Regions from separate parts of the Mus musculus genome. Here region 1 is linked to region 2. A link is a loop called in an ENCODE intact Hi-C map of the cell type or tissue named here. Cell type or tissue: left cerebral cortex. All regions are shown on one strand.

What was found. Hi-C counts contacts between places; a loop is a spot of excess contacts. Peaks named below come from ENCODE experiments on the same cell type or tissue, not always from the same donor. Only the 100,000 strongest peaks of a DNase experiment are listed, where the experiment ranks them.
Region 1: a loop joins it to region 2, with 2.7 times the contacts of the local background. A loop is called at or near these places in 2 of 42 quality-filtered maps.

What each region holds. Positions count from the first base shown.
Region 1 is chr4:85,915,063-85,923,062 of GRCm38, forward strand. It overlaps a transcript of Adamtsl1 not described here and the pseudogene Gm8949. Among named protein-coding and RNA genes, the nearest start is that of Adamtsl1, 130 kb to the right of the region's middle. In left cerebral cortex, no CTCF peak of the experiment used is centred here; DNase peaks (open chromatin) are centred at 3,538, 5,637 and 7,929; H3K27ac peaks cover 2,519 bases.
Region 2 is chr4:85,838,055-85,846,054 of GRCm38, forward strand. It overlaps a transcript of Adamtsl1 not described here. Among named protein-coding and RNA genes, the nearest start is that of Adamtsl1, 210 kb to the right of the region's middle. In left cerebral cortex, no CTCF peak of the experiment used is centred here; DNase peaks (open chromatin) are centred at 3,851 and 4,204.

The DNA.
Region 1 (8,000 bases), 77 kb after region 2:
ATTCTCCCCTTCTTGTGTAAGAAAACAGGAGTGCAGAAAGGGCTAGAATTCTTTGGGGCTTTTGTTGTTGGGTTTTTGTTTGTTTGTTTTCTTTAAGTCCTCAGTTGATTCATAAGGAAACAATGCACCAAGGACTCTTCCTAATAGATACTTGAAAGGCTCATGAAAGCAAACAGCAGCCCTAGCTTGGAGTTGACCCTGTGGAACCTGAAGGTCACAGTGCATTCCTAGTTTCCATTTCCCGTTTGTTTTTCAGCAGCAAACACTTCCTTGTCCCAGAACTCTCTCTGGCTCTTACAATAAGGAAGCTATTGTTCTAAAGCAGACAAACAGATCTGCTGGAGCTGCAAGCTTTGAGCAGGGGTCATCTTTAAAGGGAACTGGGCCTGAGTTTATCTACCTCTTCCTGTCTTTATGAGCATACACTCCTCTTTCCCCTTTGGATCAATGGGTTGTACGTTACTTTGGGTTGGATCACATTAATTCTCTTCTGATAATCTAGAGATGGAAATGTACCTCTCTGAGACAAGAAAATTTTCCTGGGTGTGGGGCACATTGAACTATTTGATGTCTCTGGTAGCGGGGATTTGATTGTGGTAATATTGTTACCGTATGGGGAGATATGTAACTATTAAAAGTGGGTTGAGAATTCCAGCATACTTCCCTGGGACCACCAAGATGATGAATTACATACTCAATTCTAAAGAACTAAGGCAAAGAAGAATTCCACATTTTAAATTGGAGTATCATGTCAAAATGAAAACCTTATTATAAATAAAAGTCCATACACACATTGGAACAAAATCTCTTCAGCTCTGCAGAGTATCTACATGACACCAAAATAGTTAGAATGCTTCAGAATTATTTAAAAAAACAATGAATCAGCATAGCTGTCATCATCCTTTATCCCTCTCTTCCTCTCTGATGTAGCACTGTTCTTTCTCGTCCCCGGAACAAAAATTGGTTAGCACTGTCTTGAAATGTTGAACTGCTTTGGGGGTTTCAGGTCTTCCTGCACATGATATTTATCGCTGAGGCTGCCGGTGGGTAAGCTGGACCCATTGTGCTCTGAGTAGCTTTCTGTTTCAAGCCCTGCTTTGTTTTAAGTTGGGTGTTGACTGCAGCATCAAAGGTAAGCAGGCAGGCATTCAGAGGCAGATGTGGCACATTCCCAAGAGCTCAGTGCCAAGGGCCTTGTGTTTCTTAACAGAGGTGACCTGGAAGGACTCCAACAGCAAGATGAAAAATACAAAGTTGAATTTGGTTAAAGGAAGGAGAAAGGAAAGCATTGAAAGCTTGAATCCTGTTAACTTGAAAAGTTGAGTTCTGGCCTTTTAAGAGCTTCCTTCCAAAACAGAGCTGTATTAGTTTAATCTCTAGCCAATTGTAGGTTTAAATTTAGCTTCTCACACTTATTAATCTTTTAGGAGTGAAAATAACCATTGTTATTAACAGAGAGCTGATTTAGTATTTTCTCTTTATAACGGTCCTGAGTTTTACTTGGACGATTACAACGGAGACCATTGTCACAGACCTTATTAAACAGGTCCCTTGATGAATAGACTGGAAGTCAAACTGGCTTGGGCCTTCACCCTGCATTAAGTGAATGCCACTTCCATCACATAGCTTGGGAACATAACAGTGTCAGGCATCTTGCTCAATCTCTCTAAATTTCACTGTCATCATCCATAAAATGGGAATGTCTTGTGACATTTAGGTGAAGAAACCAAACTAAAGTACATGAGCAGCACACTGCATGGATTGTATGTTAAGTCACATGACCTTGAAAAGACAGGGAAGGGGTACCAATACTTCTACAGCTAATGTTGTCCCACAAGGGAATTAGCCACAATCAATGTTGGATGCTTCAAAGCATGACATAGTCCTAAAGTTCCAAATGGAAAACCAAGTCAAGAACCTAGAACTCTACTTTTTTTTCCTGGAAACACACTTGTATAAATATATAAGGCTACTTTAAATTTAAATACTATAAAATGTACATTATTGTAGCAATATAAAATATACTAGCTATATAAAAATAATAGCTACCATTTATTGAGCATGTGTTGCCAGTCACTCTAAGTGAATATGCATTATCTAATTCCATCATCATAATGACGTAGGGAGAGAAGTACTACTATTGCACCTAGTTTTTGAAGTTAGAGAACCAATTTTAAGGACTTTCCCCCAAAGTCATTCATTTACTGATGTGTGATGATGTGGCCGGAACTTAAAGTCTTTCTCTGGAGGCATCCCATTTTACCTCACTGACAGCATACTTGTCTCCAGTAAATGAGACTTACTTTGAAGCTATCATTCTTAACTTCATGGTCAAACATAAAAGTTTGGAGCTAAGACTAAAGGATGGACCATTCAGAAACTGCCCCACCCGGGTTGCATCCCATAATGAGCCACCAAACGCAGACACTACTGCATATGCCAGCAAGATTTTGCTGAAAGGACCCTGATATAGCTGTCTCGTATGAAGTTATGCCAGTGCCTGGCAAATACAGAAGTGGATGATCACAGTCATCTATAGGATGGAACACAGGGCCCCCAAGAGAAAGCATCCAAGGAGCTGAAGGGGTCTGCAACCCTATAGGTGAAACAACAATATGACGTAACCCCAGAGCTCATGTCTCTAGCTGCATATGTAGCCATTATTGGGAAGAGAGGCCCCTTGGTCTTGCAAATTTTATATGCCCCAGTATAGGGGAATGCCGAGGCCAAGAAGTGGGAATGAGTGGGTAGGAGAGCAGGGTGAGGGGAGGGTATAGAGGACTTTTGGGATAGCATTTGAAATGTAAATGAAGAAAATATCTAATAAAATTTTTTTTTAAAAAAACCAAATAAACAAAAACAAACAAACAGAAAACCCAGTAAGGGCACATTACAAACAATGATGATCTCAGACAGTTGTGCCTTGCTTATCTTCATTTTCTGGCTTCATTTAACTGACTACCCAGAGAATACTGGCAGTTGTTTTCATGAACAAGACACTTTAAGCATGCAAACTCCTAAACTCAGACTCTGCCTCTGAGTTTTTCTGGACAACCAAATCCCTGTTCCTGCTCAGTATGAGTGAGCTGAGCTAATGTATCACAGGGGTGATTTAGTCAGATCAAAATACAATCCCATGACATTCATGAGAGCCCCCAAAAATGCTCTCTGCTAGGAGAAGAACTTAGAACCCTTTTCTAGTTTTCCTGAGTCTTACACCAGCCTCAGATAATTCAGCCTAGTCGTTCATTTACTTGTTTTCTCTGGGTTGGCATGTAGTCAGGGCAGCATTCAGATTTTCCTGGATCGGCCTGTCTCAGGCACAAATCCTAAAAACAGGACTAGGGTCCATCACCTATCACCTGATGTCTTAAAGGACAGATTTTCTGTCCCACATACACGTTGAGGCATTTGTCTTTCACAAATACACTGTGCCCAAATTTAAATTCTCTGAAGACAAAAGGCCCAGTGTGGGTGTTAGGCTGTGGTTAGCTGTGCTTCAGCGTTGCTAGAAATGGAAAAATACCCATAAAGAGGCGAAGGAGGGGGAGTGACTTTCAAAGGGGTCTAGGTAATATGACAAATGGTCCATCCCACACTCTCTCCTCTCCTGGCTGTTTTGATCCATCTCCACCTGGTCCCCAGGTGTGCAAGACCACAGAATCCCATTTATGCTGCTTCTGTGGACCAGACTCATTCTGGGCTGCACACCTTAAAACAATGGCCTTATTCTTTCAGGCATTCAAAGAGATCTCAAAGTGCATACATAGCTGCTGCTGCTTCTGCTGCTGCTGGTCCATTGGAAAAATTAAAAAGGAATATGAAATCCCACACACAAAAAAAATGAGAGCCCAGCCCTTCCCAACTGTCTGCAGCCTGTACCAGGATAGTGCAGTTGATGTGAAGTTGTCTCTGCAGCCTGTACCAGGATAGTGCAGTTGATGTGAAGGTGAATTAGCGGAGCACTGAAAAGGAATATGAGCAAAATGAAGAAGTTTTATTTTATTTTGTTTTGTTTTTCTTTGAAAACTCAAGAGTCTAAGCCTAATTGACGATGTTGCCTGAATGGAAAGTTGGGATATTCTTGACTCTAAGACAGCTTGGTAAGAAAAAGCAAGTCCTAGGAAGTTTGTTCTGGCATTCACTATCTCAGGTTTGTAACAAGCAGAGCCCAGTGACAGGACTTTGCATTTCTTCAGCTGAAGAGATACAGTTTTAGTGTGATTAGAAACCGTAAATGGATAGAGCCGGGTGTGCACTGGACTGGCATTCCCCGTCTTTGACTTTTATGGCATTCTAAGACTCAAGGCAATATCTGGATACAATACCTTCAAAATTTTCTGTTCAAAGAATGGGTAAGGGAAACACAGAATTGTGTCTGAGCGGAACTAGAGACATATCACTGTGTACGTGTAGCTATGAAACATGAAACTCAAGAAGATGGAAGACTAAAGCATGGATACCTTGATCCTTCTTAGAAGGCAGAACACAATATCCAGGGAAGGAGTTACAGAGTCAAAGTTCATAGCTGAGACTGAAGGAAGAACCATCCAGAGACTGCCCCACCTGGGGATCCATCCCATAAACAACCACCAAACCCAAACACTATTGCAGATGCCAACAAGGTTTTGCTGACAAGACCCTGATATATCTGTCTCCTCTGAGGCTATGCCAGTGCCTGGCAAATTCAGAAGTGGATGGTCACAGTCATCTATTGGATGGAACACAGGGTCTCCCAATTAAAGAGCTAGAGAAAGTACCCAAGGAGCTGAAGGGGTCTGCAGCCCTATAGGAGGAACAACAATATGATCTAACCAGTACCCCCAGAGCTCCCTGAGACTAAACCACCAATCAAAGAAAACACATGGTGGGACTCATGACTCTAGCTGCATATGTAGCTGAGAATGGCCTACTCGGCCATCAATGAGAGGAGAGGCCCTTGGTCTTGCAAAGATTCTATGCCCCAGTATAGGGGAATGCCAGGGCCAGGAAGCAGAAGTGGGTGGGTTGGGGGAGCAGGGGGAGGGGGGAGGCAATAGGGGATTTTCAGAGAGGAAACTAGGAAAGGGGATAGAATTTGAAATGTAAATGAAAAAATATCTAATAAAAATATATTATCATTTTTTTTAAAAAACCTCTTATCTGTGTCTTCATCATAGAAGAGAAGCTGCATTTTCAAATGCTGGAGGGACTTTTAGTATATTTGAAATTTCATTGTCTTGAAATAGCTAAAATTGTAAGGAGACATTAATAATAAGTGGCATGCCAAAATATGAATTGTATAATTTGAAATAAATGCCTTATATATAGGATTAATAAGGACACTCCATCATCTGGCAGGAGAAGATTTAAAGCACCAGGTTCATTGAAAGGAGAGAAATAATAACTTTTAAGGTGAAAGATCAAAAAAAAAATCTGTGTGTGGTCCAAAAGGTATTTTTAAAAAGAGCTTGCAGAGGTGGTGAGGGCTCCTTAATGTTTCAGAGCTTCACGTGCCAGGTGTGATTAGTCATATCTATGACACAATGAGAAATGCATGAGTAAGAGACATTTTAAATCACCAGTGTTTAATTCTAAGACTCTTGGGAAATATGATGAAATGCCACACTTGGTAATGTGTATTCGTAAGGAGGACTAAGAGGGCGCAGGAAATAGTCTACTGCTTTAAAAATAGAATCACAGAGACTGCTTCAGACAACAGGTTTCCCAACCATCTGTGGCTAAACAGACAGTAGACCTCATAGAAAGCTTAACTAAGACTATTCCACTTTTCTTGTCTCCTTTGTTCAAGACTTGAATAGTGAACCCTGGTTGAGTTGCCTTACTGTGACTTAGATTTCTTTTTCTTATCTCCAGCTTAATGACTCAGTCATAACTTTTAATTTACAAAATAGTTGTACCTTTAAAAAATAGAATTCTTGAATTTTATTTATTTGGTTTTATTTTCTAAATTTTTGTTTCAACGAAATTTCTTTTTTATCCCCCCCCCCCATATACTTCTCCCTCTCAAATTCATGGTCTACTTTTCTTTCTTTTTTTTTTTTCTAATTTTCTAATTATATTTATGTACAGAAGACTTAGTATACATTTAACCCAGTTTAGTGGCGAGTTCTTTAGCTTTTGTCTTTTCCAGCTTGGCAATGTGAGCCACAGACTTAGGGTCCAGGACGTTGCCCCCACCCCCAGTGGCGACGGATCTTGTCATATCTGTCATTGTAATTGGTCCTAGTAGCTTCCACCAGCTTAGCCAGAGCATCCTTGTCTTCCGAGTTTACCTGTGTGAAGGCAACAGTGGTGCATGTCTTCCTGTGGACCAGGCGCCCCAGCCTGGCCTTTCCCTGATGATGCAGTAGATCACCCCCATCTTTTGACACAGGGCAGGCAGGAATCCCACCAACTCAATAGTGTCTACATCATGGGCAATCACCACCAGCTGAGCCTTCTTGTTCTCCACCAAGGTGGTGACTGTATTGACTCCTGCTGAGAGGACAGGTAGTCTCTTAGTTGGGAAGTCCCCTTTTTCAGCAGCTTTCTTCTCAGCACCGGCCAGTAGCCTTTGCTTCTTCTCTTCCTTTGTCTCTAGCCTGTACTTTTGGGCAAGCTTAAGCAGCTGAGTAGCTGTCCAGGGCCTGGGTGAACTGGTTAATGGCAGGAGGTACTTTGAACTGCTTATAGAGGATGGCTCATTGCCACTGTAGCCTGATGCAGCAGGGCCATTTGACGAAGCATGTTAGATCTCTTTTGGGCTGGATGTTCTTGGGCCTTTTCTCAAACAAAGGATTGACCACCTTTTTGGCCTCCTGTTTCTTGACAAAGGCAGGGGGCAGAGGGAGGTCACCTTCTTCACCTTGGCCTTTGGGTATCTTGCTTGGTTGGTGGAGAGAGACTCGTTTTCTTTATTATAGTTATATAAGTAGATAGATAGATAGATAGATAGATAGATAGATAGATAGATAGATACTGAGCAGCCTGCTAAGTCCATTTAGTATTCCTTCTTGTATGTGCAGGATCTCAGGCCTGATCACTTAATATTGAATAACAAGCTATTGGACTCCTTCACGTGAAAGACTGATTCTCCCTCTCTCCCTCTCTCCCTCTCCATATTTCTAGTTGCCTATAGTTCTTTGCCTAAGCATAAGGCCATGAGAACCCCCACTTCTACATTAGCACATCTACTGGTCTTCACTGCTTATGTCTTCTTTAGGCAGCCAGATTGTTGAGCTATCGTAGATGTACCTTTCCCGTCATTTCTAGGAGATACAGCCATTGGCTTTTACAATCTTTCAATTCCCTTTTCCATGATGTTTCCTGAGCCTTAGGTGCAGGCTTATATTTTTCAAAACCTAGTTTTAATAAGGGTCTTTAAATGCTTTAACCTCCTTTCTAGTCCACCACACACCAGAGAGGTAGTGGACGTGTTGATAGGGCAAAGGAGGATGTGGACCTGTTTAGACATAGTTCTTTGGGGTGAATCCAATCTGCATTGTCAAGATACCAGCAGTTAAGTTCACAGTAATCAGCAGCAGCAGCTCAATCCATTTACAAACCCCATACAGGAGTCAGCAATGACAGATTGATTCAGAAGAAACTGTGAGGTTCTGCCAATCATCCCAAAGCAGCAAGAAGCTGCTGGAATACCACCAGACGCTCTTTAGTGGCATTTCTTTCTACGAAGTCATGAAAAGTGATGACCAGCAAAGAGTGGCAAGGTAAACCAATACCACAGAGCATCATCAGTGAAGACTAGGATCAGCAAAGCCCAAGGATGACTTGTAAAGGACGGCAAGGTGAACCAGTACCACACAGCATGATCCACCGTCTGCTGGGTTATCTTCATACCCTTTCCAAATAGTACGTGTTCTCTCAAGCATCTGCTCTAGGAAAACATCACATGCCCTTTTTCCAGGCTGCCTTCAGAAAAGCACTACCCATCTGTTCTCAGCATCTCTTCCCACATGTCTGCTTCAGCAAAGTACATCCACGCATAAGACAGTTTCCAG
Region 2 (8,000 bases):
ATATTTAGCAAGTTGTATGTAGGTACAGATTCTGCAGTTCTACTTAAATCTCTCTTTCTCCTCCCCCCCCCCTTTTTCTTCTATTTGTGTCCTACGGAAAGAGAATGTGTTTCCTATTAAATGGGGGCGGTGGGGAAGAAGATAGGGAGACCCAATATTTGACTAGAATAGAAAGTGAGGGAGCAGTGGAATTCTGCCCTGTAACGTGGGAATGGAGAGGCGCCTGTTCATGTGGCCACAGGACAGATATCATCCCTGGTCTCAAATTTCCTCAGGAAAAACACAGACCTTTGGAAACTTGATACATCTCAGGCTGCAGTTTGCTTGGCATATGTTAATATCCTTCTAATATCCTGGGGATTCGTTGAGTTGTGTAGTATCTAAGACTGTAAAAAGGAAAGCATGATTGCACAATCTAAAGCAGATAAATAATATGATTTCTATTCCTCAGCTGAGTTGGGGAAGTTAAGTGATTTTCCTGAAATCCCTCGGGAAGTTCCAGACACATTTAGGAATATAACATGTGAATTCTAACCCACAGACCTTTCAACTACAGACAGTTCTCACTCTCTCTATTTACTCTAGAATTCCACACATGTGTCTCTCAAGTAAACATTTGCATCTGGAGAGCTGCGTATGTGTATGCCTGGGACAGGAGGATTCCAAAATTGTCAGAGGAGTTGGGTTAAACATCACCAAGGCCCATGATCAGCCATTTATCAGGATATGTCCACTTTAAATAGCCACAATCCCAAAAAGCATCTACGGTAGATCAGACTTCAGTCCTAATGGAACTCATTCTTACCCAAAGCAAAGCAAGAGCCAGTGTAGTTGGCACTCATATTGTACGTGCTTCATCTAGCATCCTATATAAAATCGAGAATGGAATACAGAATATGGAGAGCATTCCTTCACAGGGAGATGATGAAACAACTAGCCATTGAGGGGCAAATGTGACAACTACATAAAAGACGTGGTTTCGACATTTTTCTATCAGAACTTTACATCTGGCTTGCAAGGTACAGTTACAATAATTTGAGGATTTTAGAACTGCCTGAGATGAGAAAATCTCAATAAGGAAATCTTATCTAAGTAGTTATGATAGTTAATACCTATAATATCAACATTTGTAATGATAAATCATAGCTACTTAGCTATGATTTCAAAATTAGCCTGAGCTATACAAATGTTTACCTGGAGGTAAAGACTTTTTGAGGAGACAGAGAGAACACACATGCACACACACACACACACACACACACACACACTCACACACACACAGACAACCAGCTCACCCCAGAAAGGAAACCAAAATAATAACTTGTTTTTCCCTGTAGTTACTAATGACAGAATGGGTTAGTGGTTACTTAAAGTACCAACATCACTGAAAAGCCCACCCCTCCATGAGAGATGGCTGGCTGCAGATCTCTCTGTACAACTTGCACATAGAGTCCGAGAAATCAATAATGTCTCCTCAGCTCTGATAACCAGAACAACTATTTATTCCCTTTTTATACATAAAGCAGGGGAGGGGTCATACAGAGAGGTCTGGGTTCTTCCAGACATGCGACCTTTTGTTTACCTCATGTGTCTTCTCCTCCCTTCTGGAAGGCTTATTGCAATTAAAAGAAATGACTGTACAAGAGTTATGAGCTTTAGTTCATCCTGGGCCAGAGAGAGAGAGAGAGAGATGTCTCAAAAACACAATCAAACCATCTCCTGGAGAAGAAGTAAGGGGAATGAGGAGGAAGAGGAGAAAGAGGAGTAAGAAGAAGAAAGAAACCATAACATAACATAGCCTATATTAGACTGCAAGAAACTTAGGTTGCTAAGGACCTATCTAATGACATTTGATACTATTTCACAAAATAAACCTCAGTGGAAGAGGTTTAATATCATTTAAACTCTAACAATGTCTTAGTATCTCAATTTTCTGAGAATTTTCTTCTCTCCGAGTTAATCTCCTCCTCCTCCTCCTTCCTCCTCCTCCTCCTCCTCCTTTCTCCAACTTCCCTTCCTGTCTTTCTGTCTTTCTGTCTTTCTGTCTTTCTGTCTGTCTTTCTTTCTTTCTTTCTTTCTTTCTTTCTTTCTTTCTTTCTTTCTCTCTCTTTCTCTTTCTTTCTCTCTCTCTCTTTCTCTCTTTCTTTCTCTCTCTTTCTCTTCTTTCTCTTCTTTCTTTCTTTCTTTCTTTCTTTCTTTCTTTCTTTCTTTCTTTCTTTCTTTCTTTCTTTTCATGTTTAAGTAATTCTTTTGCTCCTGATACTGCCTCCCATATCTCTTCAATATTGGTATTACCTGGCATTGTAGAAACATTCAGACCTACTCTTACCATGGTGACCTTCAGTAATCCCATCACCACATTGGTTCAGTTTCTGTTGGCATATTGATACCATCATGGTCCAGTCTGAACTCTCATATTCCCACACAATTTTTCAGTTGCTATTATGTACTGCTTGTAGCTTCCTCCAGGTGATATGATGAAGTCCTAAACCAAAATGTGCCTCTATCTGCAGGAAAATAATTCAGGTTAACTGACATCATAAGGATTGGCCCAAGCATAACTAAAGAGCTCCTGTGTATGCCCCCAGGAAGAGCCATGTGAGCATCACATTAGCATGTCAAACCATTGATAAGCCAAGGGGAGAAATCTTAGGAGAAATAAAATTTAATGTCACTTGGGCCATGGACTTTGAACTTATAAAACTAAAAGAGAAAGAAAAAGAGACAGGAAAAGAAAAAGAAAGACTGGGTGGGGTGGGAGTGTTGCGTTTAGTCTCTAGTTGCATATGTATCAAAAGATGGCCTAGTCGGCCATCAGTGGAAAGAGAGGCCCATTGGTCATGCAAACTTTATATGCCTCAGTACAGGAGAATGCCAAAGCCAAAAAGTGGGAGTGGATGGGTAGGGGGGAGTGGGGGGGGGAGGGTATGGGGGACTTTTGGGATAGCATTGGAAATGTAAATGAGGAAAATACCTAATAAAAAATATTAAAAAAGAAAAAAAGAAAAGAAAAAAAAAAAAGAAAGAAAAAGAAAGGCACGCCGGCAGACCGATAGACCTCTGTTTAAATTACCCAGTCAGTGGCAATTTGTTATGGCAGCTTGACAGAGACAATGACCTGCTGAGCATTTTTACTAGTTTGCATGTGGTTTAAAATGCAAACTATTGAAAGGAGAGATGTTGGTCATTCGGCTATGTGCAGTGTTCTCAGTCTCCAGCTCACAGACTCTCCAGACTTTTCCATCATTTTCAGCTTCTGTCTGTCTCTTTACTCAGTCCACTTCTGTTGGCTTGCTCCCTCAGATGCCTTCAAAGAACCTTGACATTAGTTCCCCGTCTCTATTTCAGAGACTTATTATTTTCTGACTTTATTTCTCTTGCCTGTTCTCTAATGATGGACTCTCATTTATCTGCCTCCCTTGGATCAAGAGTCCTGTCTCAGTGGTCTGTTTAAAACACTTTTATTTCTGATCAGTATCTAAATGAGTGGTTTGGTGTGGAGGAGCTCTCTGTTACAGAGCTCCTCATTCAGAACAAGTGCCTAGCCATTAGGACTTTGTACATCTAGTTTAATGACATTTGTCAAAGGTGATTTTCTGATGACCAATAAGCATATTTACTAATATTGGGTTGTTGTGCAGAGGATAGAATGAAATAAAACTTTAAAATACTGTTCTTCCCTCCTCTTTCTTCCACAAAACCATGCATCTCCACTTGCTTCCTGGAATATAGAGTACTGAGTCATATTCATATTATCTAAATTTAAATCCTGGCTTCATGGCTCATGGTATGGCCCTGGGAAAATGACTTTCTCTTGCCAAGCTTTTGTTTCTGTGAAATGATTGTCACAAGAGTGTGTTTTACTAATAGCAACTTGTCTTTAAAAGTTATTATAAAGGTTAAAATAAGGTAGAAAATTCAACTTGGCCCAGCGCCTGACCTCTAACAAATGCTGGCATTGGTAGTAGCTGTATAGAGAATATTCTCCAGTGGTCTTTAGTGGAAGCACTACAAAAGTCGCTTGAGAATCCTAGGGCCAAAGGAACTCAGTTTGAAAAACCACTACAAGTTCCAACCACTCTGGCCTCCTCCTCCTTCTTAAATATGCCTTTCCTTTTTCTGTGGCTTCATCCGGATATTGTGTTGCCAAGACTCCACACACATTGCTACCCGAGTTCCTTCAGATCTTTATGTAAGACTCACCTTGTGAGAAAAGCCCTAAGGCCAGCCCTGTGTCATATCTCCATGGCAGCCTGGCTTGCCGCCAGCCTCACAGACAGCACGGAGTAGCTCTCTCCCAGATTCATTTCTCCTTTTGCATACTCGTCGCTGCCATGCTGTGTGTTTTCCTACTCAACAGAACACACAGTTGTGTCTCTTCCACTACGGGAGGCCAGGGATTCTGACTATTTTATTGCCTTACACTAATCATCTGCAGCAGGTATTTACTGAACGACGAAATGAATATTCAACATAATGACATAAGTTCTTTGAACGCAGGATGACCACCATTTAGATGTCCGCTACGATTAGAAAGTTTTTCTATTCGTTTTTAAAGGTTAAAATGTGATGCTGTACTTGTGGCATCACTGAGAAATTTCTATATCAAATGGTTTTAAAATAAGCCAAAACAGGCTTTTTATTTGCTAGCCTAGAGTGCCCAGTAGGGCCATTGGTGCCCTGTTAAGGGTAACTCCATTTAATATGTACATATATGTGTATATATGTATTTAATGGGGGGCTTCTGCTGAAGTAATTATTCATATGACATTTTCAGACATTTCAGATATTTAGTATTAGTTATCCCTTTCCCTATTGTGTCCTCTGTTCTGCCCTCCCATTACCCCACCCCCCACTTAAGCCTTCCTTTTCCAAAGCCCAATACCAGGAATAGGTGACTTCTGTTGGATTTGTAGGCCAGGGAAGTCCCATAGCCCGCCCCCAATATTATATACTTCTAACCTTCAATACCTTTAATCAATATTATATACTTTTAACCTTTAATACCTTTAATCACTGCTCTTGGTTACCCTCGAGAACTTCACTGTTAGATTGTATTTCTGAAGATTCTACATATTTGAGTCATAGAACATGGGAAAATCAACATGGAAAAATCAACATGGTTTATAAGGGCAGGTGTCTGTGGTTGTGTATTTCTAGGTTACTGCTGCTTACAAACATTATTTTTGCATTTATATTTCTTTGTTCTTATAACTTTCCACCAGGCTCAGCTGTGGCTGGGTAAAAGGAGCTCTACAGAAAGTGATGGCTTTGAGAGACTGTTGCCTTGGCAATGTTGCAGTAGACCAGGTCTCACCTTCAACACCAAAGTTCAGCAGAGTTAGGTACTCCAGAAATCAAGAATTAAGAGGGCCAAAGTGAGGCTTAAGAATGTATCTGATTCTAGTAGATAGTGATGGATGCCCAACCTGTAAACCACAAAGTAAACAGAAGCATTCTCAGTATGAGAATAAAGAGCTCATTTAAGGTATGGTAGAACATGCCTGTACCCATGCCTGTGAGGCAAAGTCAAGGGGATCCTTGAAAGTTCTAGACCAGCTTAGTATACATAGTGAGTTCCAGACCAGCTGGGATTATAATAAAACCTTTTCTCAAAAGAATAAAACAAAAGAATAAGGAGTTTATACAAGCCAAAATGGTAGTGGTTACAGAGAGCAAACCTGGAGATCCTTTCTGCCCTTTGGCCCCAAAGGGGCAACCACAGGCCTGGGTTTCACAGGGTAAAAGGAAATTGAACAGGTCACAAGACAGTTGTTACTGTTATGTGAATCCATGATTGGCATGAGTGAATATAAAGCTACTGGTTATTGATCACATAAGTCACTCATTCCAGCTGAGAAGCCAATAATCAGGAAAAGGCCATTACTGTTAGGCTAATATGGGCTAGGTGACTGCATGCTCACTGCTATGAAATTTTATGGCCTCCTTAGCATGACATTTTTAGTCCTTTCTCAAACTGGCTATTTATTCAAAATCGAAAATGATATCTGTGAACATTTAGAATGTAGGAACTGCCAGTTTAAGGGTGGACATTCTATGGCTGAGACCAGTTCTAGAAGTAAAAGTGTTTCCTTATTTGTGTTTTCACACATGTGAAACTAAAACAAAAGAATCCTGCCATCTCAGAGGAATCACCCCTGGGAAGCATGGATGGCTTGTATCCATCTTCTTCACCATGGTAACATGGTTTCCTTTCAAGAGGGGCGGGCATGAAATTACTTCCTTGGCGATGACAGAAGCAAACTGATCATGGATGGCTCTTTGCAATCTTTCCATTTTTGTGACTCATATGGGTGGTTCCTCTCCTCACCTCCAACTCTTTCTCTAGACAGGTAACATGTAGTCCATTAGATTTCTCTTGCCAACTTACAGTCATTTTGGTCTGGGCTCTTTGGGCAATAACCCCCAGGTCTTCACCACTAAATGGATTATGCCTGATGCCCTAAGCACCTCATCTGCTTACAATATGCTCAAGTACAGGAGATACTGCAGGCTGTGGTACCTTGGCACTATTCCATTTGAGTATGTGCTTTGCCTAAAGAGCCTTGGGTGGCACAGAGCATTGGCCATCTGGGTCCCTGCAGGCATCACTTGAGGATGCTCTTCTCTGAAATGAATTCTATCTATCTTGAATCCTGGCCTCAGCTTTCAAGTCCAAGTTACCTAACTTGGTACATTGTCATTTGGAGACTGTTTTCAGAGCAATATAGTCAATCATGCAGGGATTGCTTACCTCATAGTACGGGAATCAGCCAAGCCCAGTTCCAGATGTATTTAAAGGGTATCAGAACTTGTATCTTTTATGGTTCTTACAGGTGAGAGAGCTGGTAAACATAAGACTCGAGTTTTACAAGTGACCAAATTGAATTCAGATTACCTCAGTCTCAGAAATTTATCAGAAGCACATTTTTCTTGCCACCATAAGAGAGGACAAATGGCAGGAAATGTAAAATGTGTGCATTGCTGTGCTTCAACACATGGCTGACAGAAATTAACCTGTTACTGTATTAGGGTCTATAGACAGTTTTACTTTAAGAGGCAAAAATTCAATGAAAATGCAGAAAGAATATCCCCAAAATTGATTCCCTAAATGTTCTGTATTTTATGTTAATAACTCAGTTCTTAAATAACGCCTATGTGAAGGTTTTTAAAGATTTCTTCCCGCTTAAAAAAGCACTAGGAAATTCTGTTGTGAATCTGCCCAGCATTTTTTTATTTGTCTGCTCTTCTAAAAGGATATCTACTTATACCTCCAAGAATATTTTAATCTCCTCAATGTGAGGCATGGAGCCCAGATGCAGAGACATTATTTTGCAGTGATTTTATGTATGAATTTCTCTGAGAGTGAAAGATTGTTTAGAGATGAGTTGTAATTTCTCATAATCACCACTCTCCCTATAAACTCTGCAAAATGTTGATGTTATAAACTATTAGATCTAGTAATTTATAAGCTTCTTTGTATAAAATAAATGTGGAGCCTTTAAAAATTAAGCAGTGTGCTCAGAACTACAAGTCATTTAACCAGAAATTATATCGGTATCACTTCTAAAACGTCTGTGTTGTAAGGGGCAGTAACTGGAGCCCTTCTGATAGTGTAACTCACCATGGTAAATTCTTTGCCTTTTCACATAAGTTTTGGAGCCTGAGTAGTATGCTCAGCGCTGGGTTCTATGTTTGTTTACATATCTCAACTTAGCCCCATTTGAAATCATTCATATCCAAAATAAACTGGGTTTGCATCATTTGGTATTCATATTGATTAATACCATCTAATAACTTTCACTGGATGTTTCTTAATCCCTAAGTCACCCACTTTTATGCCTTTCCTACTAATTTGATTTAGCAAATGAGTTTTGAATTGCAGATTCCTAGTAGCTTAACAAAAATACACACAATATACATCTACTGAGTTTTTTCTTTCAGTCACCCTATAAGATATTCGCCATTCAAAAATATTTAGGAGCATAAGGATGGGGGCA